3 separate regions of the Homo sapiens genome follow, and all the other regions are linked to region 1. The links are chromatin contacts, found by Hi-C or POLR2A ChIA-PET in ENCODE. All regions are on one chromosome and are shown on one strand. Each heading gives the region's core, a stretch centred on a gene start or an enhancer-like site at or near the end of the contact. The rest is flanking DNA. Distances are from core to core; before and after follow the strand shown.

What was found. Hi-C counts contacts between places; a loop is a spot of excess contacts on that map. ChIA-PET counts read pairs that join two places held with the same protein, here RNA polymerase II (POLR2A). Pooled maps may share reads with other maps.
Region 2: a loop to region 1 is called in a map of naive thymus-derived CD4-positive, alpha-beta T cell, with 5 times the contacts of the local background. The contact joins the promoter of THAP9 here to the promoter of GPAT3 in region 1. A Hi-C loop is called at or near these places in 1 of 168 maps with a recorded cell type or tissue (naive thymus-derived CD4-positive, alpha-beta T cell) and 11 of 50 pooled maps. POLR2A ChIA-PET finds 5 or more read pairs at or near these places in 2 of 52 experiments (GM10248 and activated CD4-positive, alpha-beta T cell).
Region 3: a loop to region 1 is called in a pooled map, with 7 times the contacts of the local background. The contact joins the promoter of LIN54 here to the promoter of GPAT3 in region 1. A Hi-C loop is called at or near these places in 12 of 50 pooled maps. POLR2A ChIA-PET finds 5 or more read pairs at or near these places in 3 of 52 experiments (Caco-2, K562 and activated T-cell).

What each region holds. Positions count from the first base shown.
Region 1 is chr4:83,534,413-83,538,097 of GRCh38, reverse strand. It overlaps GPAT3 (glycerol-3-phosphate acyltransferase 3), which reads right to left and starts at 1,990. Exons shown (of 12, transcript NM_032717.5): 1 at 1,335-1,990. The coding sequence starts at 1,475.
Region 2 is chr4:82,898,300-82,901,984 of GRCh38, reverse strand. It overlaps THAP9 (THAP domain containing 9), which reads right to left and starts at 1,250. Exons shown (of 5, transcript NM_024672.6): 1 at 1,103-1,250. The coding sequence starts at 1,182. It overlaps THAP9-AS1 (THAP9 antisense RNA 1), which reads left to right and starts at 1,069. Exons shown (of 4, transcript NR_034077.1): 1 at 1,069-1,651; 2 at 1,762-1,908. It also overlaps a transcript of SEC31A not described here. RefSeq lists a silencer at 891-1,240 and enhancers at 766-1,285, 1,551-1,670, 1,286-1,805.
Region 3 is chr4:83,009,052-83,012,736 of GRCh38, reverse strand. It overlaps LIN54 (lin-54 DREAM MuvB core complex component), which reads left to right and starts at 1,914. Exons shown (of 13, transcript NM_194282.4): 1 at 1,914-2,253. RefSeq lists enhancers at 1-93, 1,975-2,074 and silencers at 1-100, 1,825-1,904.

The DNA of each region.
Region 1 (3,685 bases), core at 741-3,240:
AATGGGAACCAAACTTATTAGAAGGCACTGTGGAATGCCAGAATCTCAGTAATCATATTATTCTTTTAATAGCAACAAGCATTCATACAGTAGGTGCAGGCAGCCTTCTAAGGTGCTTGATACCTTTTAACTCATTTGAACAACCCTATGGAAATAGGAGTTATTGTTACTCCTATTTTATAGATACAGAAAATGAGGCACAAGAGTAGATGACCTCCCTAAGGTCACATTTTGAGAAACAGAGCTACAATTTTGGTACCAAATCTAAGCAAACCTGTATCCAGGGTCCCTAATCCTAACCACTAGGCTGCAGGGCCTCTTCTCAGTTGAGATGCCTGTTTCTGGCCAGGCGTGGGGCTCACACCTTTAATCCCAGCACTTTGGGAGGTGACGGCAGGAAGATTGCTTGAGGCCAGGAGTTCAAGACCAGCCTAGCCAAGATAGCAAGACCCTGTCTCTTATGTTAAATATACACACACACACACACACACACACACACACACACATATTATACATATAATTAAATTTTTTTTTAAAAAAAGACTCCTGCTTCTAACACTTAATTCAAAGAAACCACTGATCTCTGACTCTCAGTTTCCCTCTCTGTAAAAGGGGGTTGGCACTTGCCCTCCCTACCCTACCCAGCCTTTTGACACTTAATAAAACCCTAAGAGTAAGCTGCAGTTGTTCTCTACCAGGCCTACTTCCATCTAACATTTTTCTTTGCAGGATTTGGAAACAGGAGGGTAGGGAGACCTGAGGTCAAAGAATATATACCTTTTCAATGGCATTTCAAGTGCTGTTGGTTAGATAAAATTTCCATGACTCCACTAAAATAAAATAAGATTTCTTTCTGCCATCCAGCAATTGGTCTCTTATCTTGGGCATAAAGAAGAACATGATGCCTTTCTGAACTGGATGCCTTAGTACACAAAAGGACCTCTGAAACCTGGGGCTGTAAAAACAAGCGGGTGAAGCGGAAACTGCACTGCATAATGGATATAAGCAAATCCTCTGATACAAAAAGTTGGTCGCATTGTTGTTATTCTAATCAGTAAAATAATAACGATGCTCAGGGAGTGGAATGATTTTTTCGCCTTCGACCAGAGAAACAACAGAGTGGTCCAGTGGTTCCAGCCTAGATCCCTCCAGCTCCGCGAAAGAAGCCGAGATGCTGACTTTCGCACTGCTGCGGGCAAGGAACAGAAATGCACGCACGCATGCACACGCGCGCACACACACCCCTGACTCGCGACCACTGACCTTGAGAACTGGACCCCCGGGTTCTCAGCCCGCAGCGGTGTGGGGCTGGCTGCATCCCTCCCGGCACTCACCTCTAAAGTTTTCACTAGGATCTTCATGTAGATCTCGGAGATGCCCAGAGACACTCCGAAGACCGAAGGTAAAAGGATGAAGCCGAGAACCAGCGTCAGCCAGGTGGAAAGGATCTTCCCGGCCAGCTCTGCGCCCTCCATGACTCGGCGCACCCACTCAGGAGAGGTCCGCAGTGGAGGGCCGAGCGCCACAGCAGTCCCTGTCCCCAGGCAGTCCCGCGGGAGCTCCAGGAGCAGAGCGCCGAGCCCGGCACTCACCTCTGCGAAGGGAAGAGAGGAAGGAAAAAAACTTTCAGAATTACGGCAATATCCTTCCTTCCTCCCTGGGCTCCTCCTCGCCCCTGCCAGTTAACTCTTTCTCCGCTGGCTGCCCAGGTCTGGGCTGAAGCCACCGCGGCGTGCGGAGACCTGGGTAGCGCGAGCCAGTGGTCGGAGCTGCGGGTAAGCGGAGGCACACCGCGGCGCGGGCAGAGCGCGCGAGCGCAGCCAGGAACCCGCCCCGCCCGGTGCCTGATTTCCTCTGGGTGGCGATTGCGACAACTCAGCAGATGACTCACGGAGGCCCTCCCCGAGCCAGGTTCCCTGCGGGAGCACCGCACTTTGGCACACCGGTCGCCGGCGGAGCTGGCACCGGGCCGCGGGCTGTGCTGGAAGCTGGCTGCGCTCGGGCGCCCAGCGCCCTATTTCTGCGCGCTGCCCTCGCCCCACCTCCTCCGTCACCCAACGGGGGAGCTCCCTGGCAGTACTTAGCCCAGGAGTGCCGCAGCCTCCTGGGCGGTCTCCGTTCTTCCCCGCGCCCCGCCTCCCCCAGCACTCAGCAAAGGTCCTTTCAGGAGGAGAGTTTTCATCTGAAAAATGTCAATATTTTCTTCACCCGCAGAATGAACTGCTGACGTATCTGGGACGCTTGAGGTCTTGTTTGTGTGGGTGTAAAACGAACTCTTGGAAAGGGCTTCCAAGGACAGGAAAACGCAGAGCGCACCACGCAGCCGTGTACGCCGCTTCTGGCTTCCACACCTCCTTCCCCACATGGCCTACAGCTGTGGGGCTCAATCTTGCTTATCCCGAGAGTAGGAAGCTCTCTCCACGCGTTGCCTAGCCCACTGAGCCGCCATCTCCCTGGCACAGAAACCCTGCGGCTAAGTATCTGTCACTCCCTTTCTGGGGGAAGATTCCAACCACACCTTCCCCTACCATTCAGCCAATACTATCCGCGCTTAGGCGTAGCAGAAATGCCAGGCCGGCGCAAGCCTTCATTCACCAAGCTGACAGGTGTCTCCTGGGTGTTCAGGCTCCGCGCTTCTACCGCGCCAGCCCTTATCAGAGCAACGAAGGGCAAAACCCTGTATGTTATTTACTACATTGCTGTTCTCTTAGAGACCAGAACTATTTTTAAGAATGAGCAGAAGGGATTTTGAGAAGGGATTTTCCAGATTGCCGCTGAATTCGACCAAAATCTCTTACAGGTACTTTTCAGGTGTTGTTTCAAGCTGGAAAAAAACTGAGAGGGCCAGCAAACTGAATTGAAACAGCGCTGATAGCAAATATTGCAGAGAAAATGGTCCCTGCCCAGGGTGTGGAGGAAGTGGGGAGCCAACGAAGTGACAAGCCCCTCTGTAAAGAATGTAGATGTCTGCCTTAAGTACTTACTGCCAGGTAGCTGTCACAAGCCCCCTCCCACACTAAGAACGGAAAAAATTATAACTTGATGATTAAAACCAGGTTATGGACCGGGCGCGGTGGCTCACGCCTGTAATCCCAGCACTCTGGGAGGCGAGGCGGGCAGATCATCTGAGGTTAGGAGTTCAACACCAGCCTGGCCAACATGGCGAAACCCCCGTCTCTACTAAAAATACAAAAAAATTAGCCCCGCGTGGTGTCGCACGCCTGTAGTCCCAGCTACTCAGGAGGCTGAGGCAGGAGAATCACTTGAACCCGGGAGGAGGAGGTTGCAGTGAGCCGAGATCGTGCCACTGCACTGCAGCCTGGGAGACAGAGTGAGACTCAGTCTAAAAAAAAAAAAAAAGGGTTATGAATGAAGAAGTGTTAGGAGCTTGGTTTCTCAAAATTAAACCTCTGTAAGGTTGGCTAGTTTAGAAAAACACGGAAAACGCAACTACCGAAAGCTGCCCAAAGTCCTTGCTTTCAAACACTATATATATTGAGTGCAAAACTTCAAATATTATATTGGCATATTTAACACCATATGTTCAGGCAAAACTCTTATTTTCCTTTTATTTCCTCAAACCAAGATAACTAAGGAAGGCTAAATCCTTGTACCAAAGTTTACCCCACAAGGGAGATAATACACACAACTTTGCGTGTGCTGAGTGCACACACTCTCCAGTGAT
Region 2 (3,685 bases), core at 1-2,500, 640 kb after region 1:
AAAGTCTTACGTTTTAGTTTTACAAAATTCTACAAGGCAGGTTTTTATTCCTCTTACAGAAGAAGAAACCAAGACCCAGAGCCAAGTACAGACATCAGTAAATACTCAATTAAAATTGGAATTCATGTCTCCCTAGTTTAAAACTACCTCTATCACAAGAAAAATCCCAAATCAATTATGGTCTCACATACACAATGAGTTGGTTCACACTGCTAACAATTTAGGTGGAGGAATCAGCCCTATTTAAAAAATAGAAAACAAAAAAAAAAAAAAATCAATGAATTTTATACATAGCCTACCATACATACTCTAAACTCCTTAACCTGGCATTTACATTTTTAAAATGGTTTCTCAGGTACTTTTCCACTCCTCTATATTTGCACTTTCTATCCTTTACATTTTCCCATGCCATTCCTAACTACCCTCTTCCTACCCCCCCTTTCCAACCATAAAGTTCTTTTTGATCTTTCCATAAATCTGCTCCTTTTGTCTGTGAGGATCTATTTTACCCACTTTTCTACTTGCTAGTGTACCCTGAATACTGAATGACCTATACCAGTCTGAACCATGGATATGAGTTCAGATAAGACTGATCTGAAATTCTTCCCCACTGTCGAGCCAAATGAAACTTCCCTGCCATGATCAAATCCAGCCAGAATCGGACCGGCCTTGCACAGCTCGGCTAACAGCACTTAAGAACTTGCAATGTCAGGCAGTACAGGAGAAAACTGATCTGTACTCGTGCTCAGGAAGACGCCACACACACACTTCAACCGTTGTCCTAAACTGCCTTCCCTTTCGGCCTCCTCACTTCAAATAATAAGACCATCCAATTAATGGAGGACTCCTTTCGCGTAACTCTCCTTAAAGCGGTAGGCGGTGCGAGAACCGGCTATTCAGAGGTAAACACTGGGCGGGAAGAGAGAGAATCTCAATTCTCACAGTGCCCCAATTCCGCTCCCACGCCCCGACGCTGCGCACGTCACGTCGCGTCACACACGCGGCGCGACCCACAGTGCGGCCCGGCCCCGCCCCACGCCACGCCACGGCCCGCCGGGCCCCGCAGGGAGTTCGAAGGCTTCGAGGCTGCTCCCATACGCACTGGTGGAAGGAGAGGCCGCGCTCCCGGCTGAGCACGGTGTCACGGGTGCTGCAGCCCACTGCGGAGCAACTTCGGGTCATCTTCTTGTTACGTGGGGCCCCACCTTCGGGGTTCCCGCGACAGCATGAATCACGACCACTTTAGCTCCGCCCGTTGACTCTGCGGCTACGACCTTTATTTGTCACGAAAGGCGGGCTTTAGAGGCGCGGGACTTCCACACTTCCTCTCCGAAGGCCCTGCGCCGGTGCCGTAGCCAATGACAGGCCACGTTGTGTCCCAGCAGCCAATCGGAAGGGCCTGAGCCTGAAGACGTGCATTTGACCGCTCCTCCCTCCGCGTTGGAGGCGGAATAGTGGGTTTTGCTGCAACCGGTTTATTTTCCTTCTGTTTTCACCCATTCTGGCACAATCTGGCGCCATCGTCCTTCTTGTGAGGCCAAGCCTGAAAATGCGAAGCAGAGAGGCAGGACCAAAATTGAGGCGAATCCAGGAACCTGCCAATGGGTCTCCGGGTGCGGTCTCTGAAACTGGAGGATATCGGGAGGAAAGGGTATGGAAGAGGGATAAAACACGGTGCCTTAGGTGTGTTGAAGACAGAGTCGGGCCAAAAATATATGATTTACTGAGATGCGTGTCGTGTTCTTGCGCTTTATCTTGTAGCTCTCCGATGCGGAGATAATGGGGAAGCTCTTGGCATGGTTGGCTGTAGGTATGTGATACCGGAGGAGCAGGAGTCAAATAGGATACGCCGACTTTTAATTCAAGGAACCCTTTTCTGAAACACTTTGCCACAATGAAGGAAATAAGGTAAGGTTCTTGGGGCTCCTCAGTAGTAATAGGGGCAGGGGACAAGGGGCAATTAAGTGGTTTTGGTTGGGAATGAGGCATTATGAATAGCTTTCAGGAGATAGAGCTTAGAACAATGTCTTAGTTATAAGCTCTTATGTTTGAGGAAGAGATTTCAATTTGCTTAGAGAAGGAAACGGGCCAGTGGGTTTTTGTCTCTGAGAAGGAGATCCTTAGCATACAGAAAACAGAGAAGGGTTTGCAACTTTTCCGTTTCTTTGTATAGCACACAAAAATAATTCCAAATATCCAGGCCTAACAAGATTGCTTCTTTTTCCCCTTTGTGTTTACTTTGTCCAGATTACAGCCGAAGATACATATTAAGGTATTACTTATTCACACCAGTTTTCCATTATAATATGCTTGTATCTTCTCTGAATGGAATTAATAGCTTTTGGTTATGGTTCCTTAAAAGTCACATGGCCTAAGGATAGATGGTCAAGGAACTTTGGAAAAATTGGTCCCTGGGGGATGTGCAGGGCAAATACTTTTTGGCTGTAAGGTGTGTGCAGAGAGTAAGAACTGGATTTAAATACTGTAAGTTGGTTGGGCTGTTAGAGCCTTTTCCTGCTCAACCAATTAAGACCCGAGTGAGGCTGAATAAAAATAACATTGTTTTTAGCTATCTTTAAGGAAAAAATTAGTTGCCTTATATTTTTGTAACAGTTTTACTCAGATATAATTCTCATACCACACAACTAATTGGTTTAAAGTGTACAATTCAGTGGGTTTTAGTATATGCACAGAATTGTGGAACAGTCACAATCAATATTAGAACATTTTCATCACTCCAGAAAGAAACCTCATTCTTACTAGCAGCACCTCCAAATATTCCCCCACCCCGCTCAGCAAACACTAATTTAGTTTCCGTGTGCCTCTGCCTGCTCTGTACACTTCATGTAAGTGGAATTATGAACTAATATATGGTCTTTGTGACTGGCTTCTTTCACTTGGAATGTTTTCAGAGTTCATCCATCTTATAGCACGTATCAGTACTTTATTTTTTATTGCTGAATCGTACTCCATTTTATGGATGTAGCAGATTTTGTTTATCCGTTCAACAGTTGGTGGACATTTGGGTTTTCCAATTTTTTTTTTTACTATTATGAACATTTGTGTACAAGTTTTTGTGTGGACAAATGTTTTCATTTTCCTGATTACACACCTAAGAGTGGAATTGGTGAGTCATAAGATAACTGTGTTTAGCTTCTTGAGGAAGTGCCAGATTATTTTCCCTAGTGGCTGCACCATTTTACATTCCCACCAGCAGTGGATGAGGCTGCCAGTTTCTCCACATTTTTGTGCATGTGAAGTGGCTGTCTCATCGTGGTGTTTGCCTTTTCTTAAGGACTCAAAAGTTTGCAGATACAGGCATTCACTTGCCATTTTCTTAAGGTAGAGTTGAAAGTACTGCTGCCAGTTCATCATCTGAAATGAGGGCTGTTTTCTTTCCTGTTTAATTGGATTGCAACTATTTGCCTTTCCTAAAGATGAAATAGTGTGCTTCCTACATTATTCTGACAACATTCCTTTAATTGTTAATTTCAGATGAATTTCTGAAAACTGCTTTTATCAGAACAGATTTACTTAAATGAAGGCAATAGCCGCAAGGGGTCACTGCTCTAGATATTTACTTCTGCATAGGAAATAAGTAATCCTTTATAGATGGAATTTTTTTTTCTTAGTTGTATTTTTGTATCTTTACATTTGTTTATAACTTATCTATACTTTTTTTGTT
Region 3 (3,685 bases), core at 665-3,164, 530 kb after region 1:
CCGGCCCCCGCTGCGAGTGCCTGCGCGGGCGGAGAGCGCTGGACCGCTCCCTCCGGGAGCCCGGGCCGGTGGGCCTTGGCGGGGAGCGGGAACCCGCCAGCGGGGTCCGCCGCGCCCCTTCCCTGAAGCTGGGTTGCGGGGGGCGAAGGATCCTTGGGGCTCGGTCTCTTCCCGTCGGCTCCCGAGAGGGTGGCTGTCACCCGGCAGGGCCAGCGCTCGGCCAGCCGCCTGCCCGGCGGTCTGGAGTAAGGGCTCCTGCGGCTGTTGACACGCACACTGCGCGACCCAACAAGCCACCCGTGGCGGCCCCAGGTTTCTGGGAACCGGTTTTGCTGCTGTGTCATTTTGTGCCAGTCCCTCCTCTCCCTACTGCCCGCCGCCGCGTTCTTCCTATGCCCCTTTGTACAGGCTCTTGTTCGTGCGTGTCCGTTTTCCTCGCGAAGCCCACCAGCCAAATGTCATAATGTTCCCGAGGTGCACGGGGGAAGGGAGCGGGCCGGGACTTAGCTTGGCCAGCAACGGTAAACAACCAAGCAGAGTGCGGATGGACGGGGCCGTCAGTGGGGAAATGAAGTTTAAAGATGAAGTAATTGAGAACACTTTATACTCTCAGCATCTGGTAGTCTGCATATAAAAACAGCAATTGGGGTGGGTGGTGGACAGCCCTTGTTGAAGGCTGAATCTACCGACTTTTATATGGAGTTGCCATTGAAACAAGGTAGGGAAATGAAATGACTTTTTCAACTTCAACTTCAACCTTACTCTTCCTACACTAACTTAGACAGTAGAGTGGCCCTGTTCGCAGCCTTGAAATTCAGTTTGCCCAGAGCTTATGTTGTGGTTGAATGATACAGAATTCAGCTTTTGGATGGTTAACTCTTTCTAAAATTGACAAAGGCAGCCAGTTTCCTTTTTTTTTTTTTTTAATGCTGATCTCTTCAGAAGCCTTGCAGCTTATGTTTTGTTATTTTTTAAATGATTAAGAATTACCTCTGTTCTCTTTTGGTTACTTATTCAACTGACTGATGACAAGAGCTGGTAACTCTTACCTACCTAGTAGGTAGCTCTAGGATCTTGTTCTGAAGCAAGCTGTTTATTTTTACTGTACAGAACAAATATATCAGCAGCAGATGGTTTTTTTTTAATTTGATGACTTAGATCCTAAAAAAACATTTGGCAAATAATTTTAGCTAAGAGTTATATTTTCAATATTTTAGAAATCGATCATTCATGAATGTTTCTACAATTAGTTCAATCATTTCAAATCTAGTTGCGCTTTGACGTCTTAAACCGATGACAGATTGGAAGTCGCAGTGTTCATGGACAGAAATGACCAGATAAATTAAGTTGGAGAGGAAGATAGCTCAGAACTTTATTTTTTTAAATTAGATATTTTGACCACTTCATCTGCATGAGGATTGCTGCCTGTAATTGACAAAGGTGTCAAAGGTCGAACATGCATATGGAAATAGCTCATCCTGTCAAAGTAGTTCTGCGGGTGGGGTAAAATGTCAAAGTTGGTGAATGACATTAAAGGTCTTTCACAGTGTTTTTAGTGCCTGAGATAGCCACAGTGAATGAAACGCATTCCACCATCTCTCTCAAGTTGCTGCTCTGAAAATGAAAGAGTTTGGGTTCTTTATTGTCCTTATGCCACCCTCCGCATGGCTTTTGGTCTTGCAAACAAAAATATGCCGGACTTGGGACCCCGCAGGTGGCGCGACTTCCTTTGGCGTCCCTGCGGGGGCCCGTGCTCCGCCCGGGGGTGAAAGGTCTCGGCGTAGCCCGTGTGCACTTGCACGGCCCTTGTGCGTTTGAAGGTTGGCGGGGCGGCGGGAGGCTTCCCCGGATATGTGGGTGTGCGCCTCCCGGGTGGGGCGGGCGGGGAGGGGAGGAGGAGGAAGGGGGAGGTTACTGGTGGTGGCGGCGGCGGCGGCGGCCCGGGCTCCGGCTGTCGGGGAAGCTGCTGAGCTGTGATGGTGATGACGAGGTGAAAATGGCGGATCTTTCGAAATACAATCCCGGCCCCTGACATACCAGAGGCGGCGGCGACGGCGACGTCGCCACCCCGGCTCCCTTCTCGGTCCCCGGGTACCCTGGAGCGCTCCAGTTTGGACAAACTGGGAAAGGAAGCTGCTGGCCAGAGCTATCGTGCACGGGCAAAACAAGCCCCGCCGGGGCTCGGGATTGCCCAGGACCTTCTGGAGCCCCTACCTCGGAGCCCGAGGGAGGAGAAAGCGGCAGCCGCTGGAGGTAGAGGAGGATGGGGTACCCGAGGGCTTCTCTGTCCGGAGATCTCTTTATTTGGGGGGATGGGGGTGGGTGGGGAAAGAATTGCGCGGTGGATCAAGGAATGACTTGTCCGGAGTGCGAAGAATCAGTAGCCTCGTCATGACATCAACATTATTCTTTGAGTGTTAAGAGGGCTCCAGTTTGCTCTTATACCTAAGGCTGCTGCTGAGGCCTAGAGGAACCGCTAGCACTTATCATGATTTCCTGATATAATGTTTAAAACAGCCACTCTGGCGGGTGTTGCTTTGATGGTGTTCAGCAGTTCTTGGGGTTGTACGTTTCTTTAGGGAGGCAGAGCATTGGCATTTTATCTGCATTTAAGATCTGTGTCTTAGATCCTAGTCTGTAACTTGTTGGGTTGTGGATGTTCACATTTTATAGAATAGGGACCAGTTTTGTAAGAATTAGAAAAAAAATTTTTAATGCTCTGTTATCCTTAGAGTAACTAACCTCTTTGCCCCTGCCATTTGGCATATAACAATTGAGATACTCTCAGTTATATTTTATACTCATGCTTTTCAGGGAAGTTCTTCTCTATACTCACCCTCCTGCCCCCGCCAACCTAGTTCATGAATTCAGAGAGTAAAGTTATGAAAAATTTTGCTGTAGATTTTATAATGCAAATGAAATACAGCTCTAGGAGCTCTCTTTTGGTCCTGAGTTTTACCTTCATTGTTAAGAAGGAGAGTTGCGATGGGGTGATGCAAGCATTTGTTGTGAGTACATTAAGTTGGGAAAAATAAATTGAGACCTCTGTTATTTCTAAATCACTAAATGCTGGAGTGATTAGCCTAGCCCTTTGTTTAGAGAGCTGGATTGATTGACTATAACAGCCACTGTTTTATTAGGTTATCTGAAGACCCATGTTAAGTTTTAGGTTATGCTGAAAGATCCGTAAGGAGTCTGTCTCCTTGCACACAACACTAGTGTTACAGAAAAGTTACATGTGAATCAAATTTTTAGGCTGGGCAAAAAAATTTTTATACATTAATTTGGACCCTATGCTTTTCCCCCAGCTTTTTTGGGTCAATGACATTGAGTGTATAATGAACAGAAGGATTAGTATTGAGGAATGCCCATGGGTAATGTTTATGATTAGCCCTAAATTTCCGTATTCAAATTGTCTACAGAGAGTATATGTGATATTATTTCCTTATTCAAATTGTCTACAAAGAGTATATGTAACACACTGTGCCATAGTGTGTCATATATCACAAATTTTGTAGTTTACTTAGAGGGGAAATATTTTGTGTGAATAGGTGTGTATAGTTTGTAGGTCTGGCTTTCACTTACTAGAAGAATAAGAGACCCAAAAAAATTTTTAGGAGAAATACCTTAGAGGTACTCAGAAGGTTTAATGATGACGATAATGATTATTTTTTAAAAATAATTT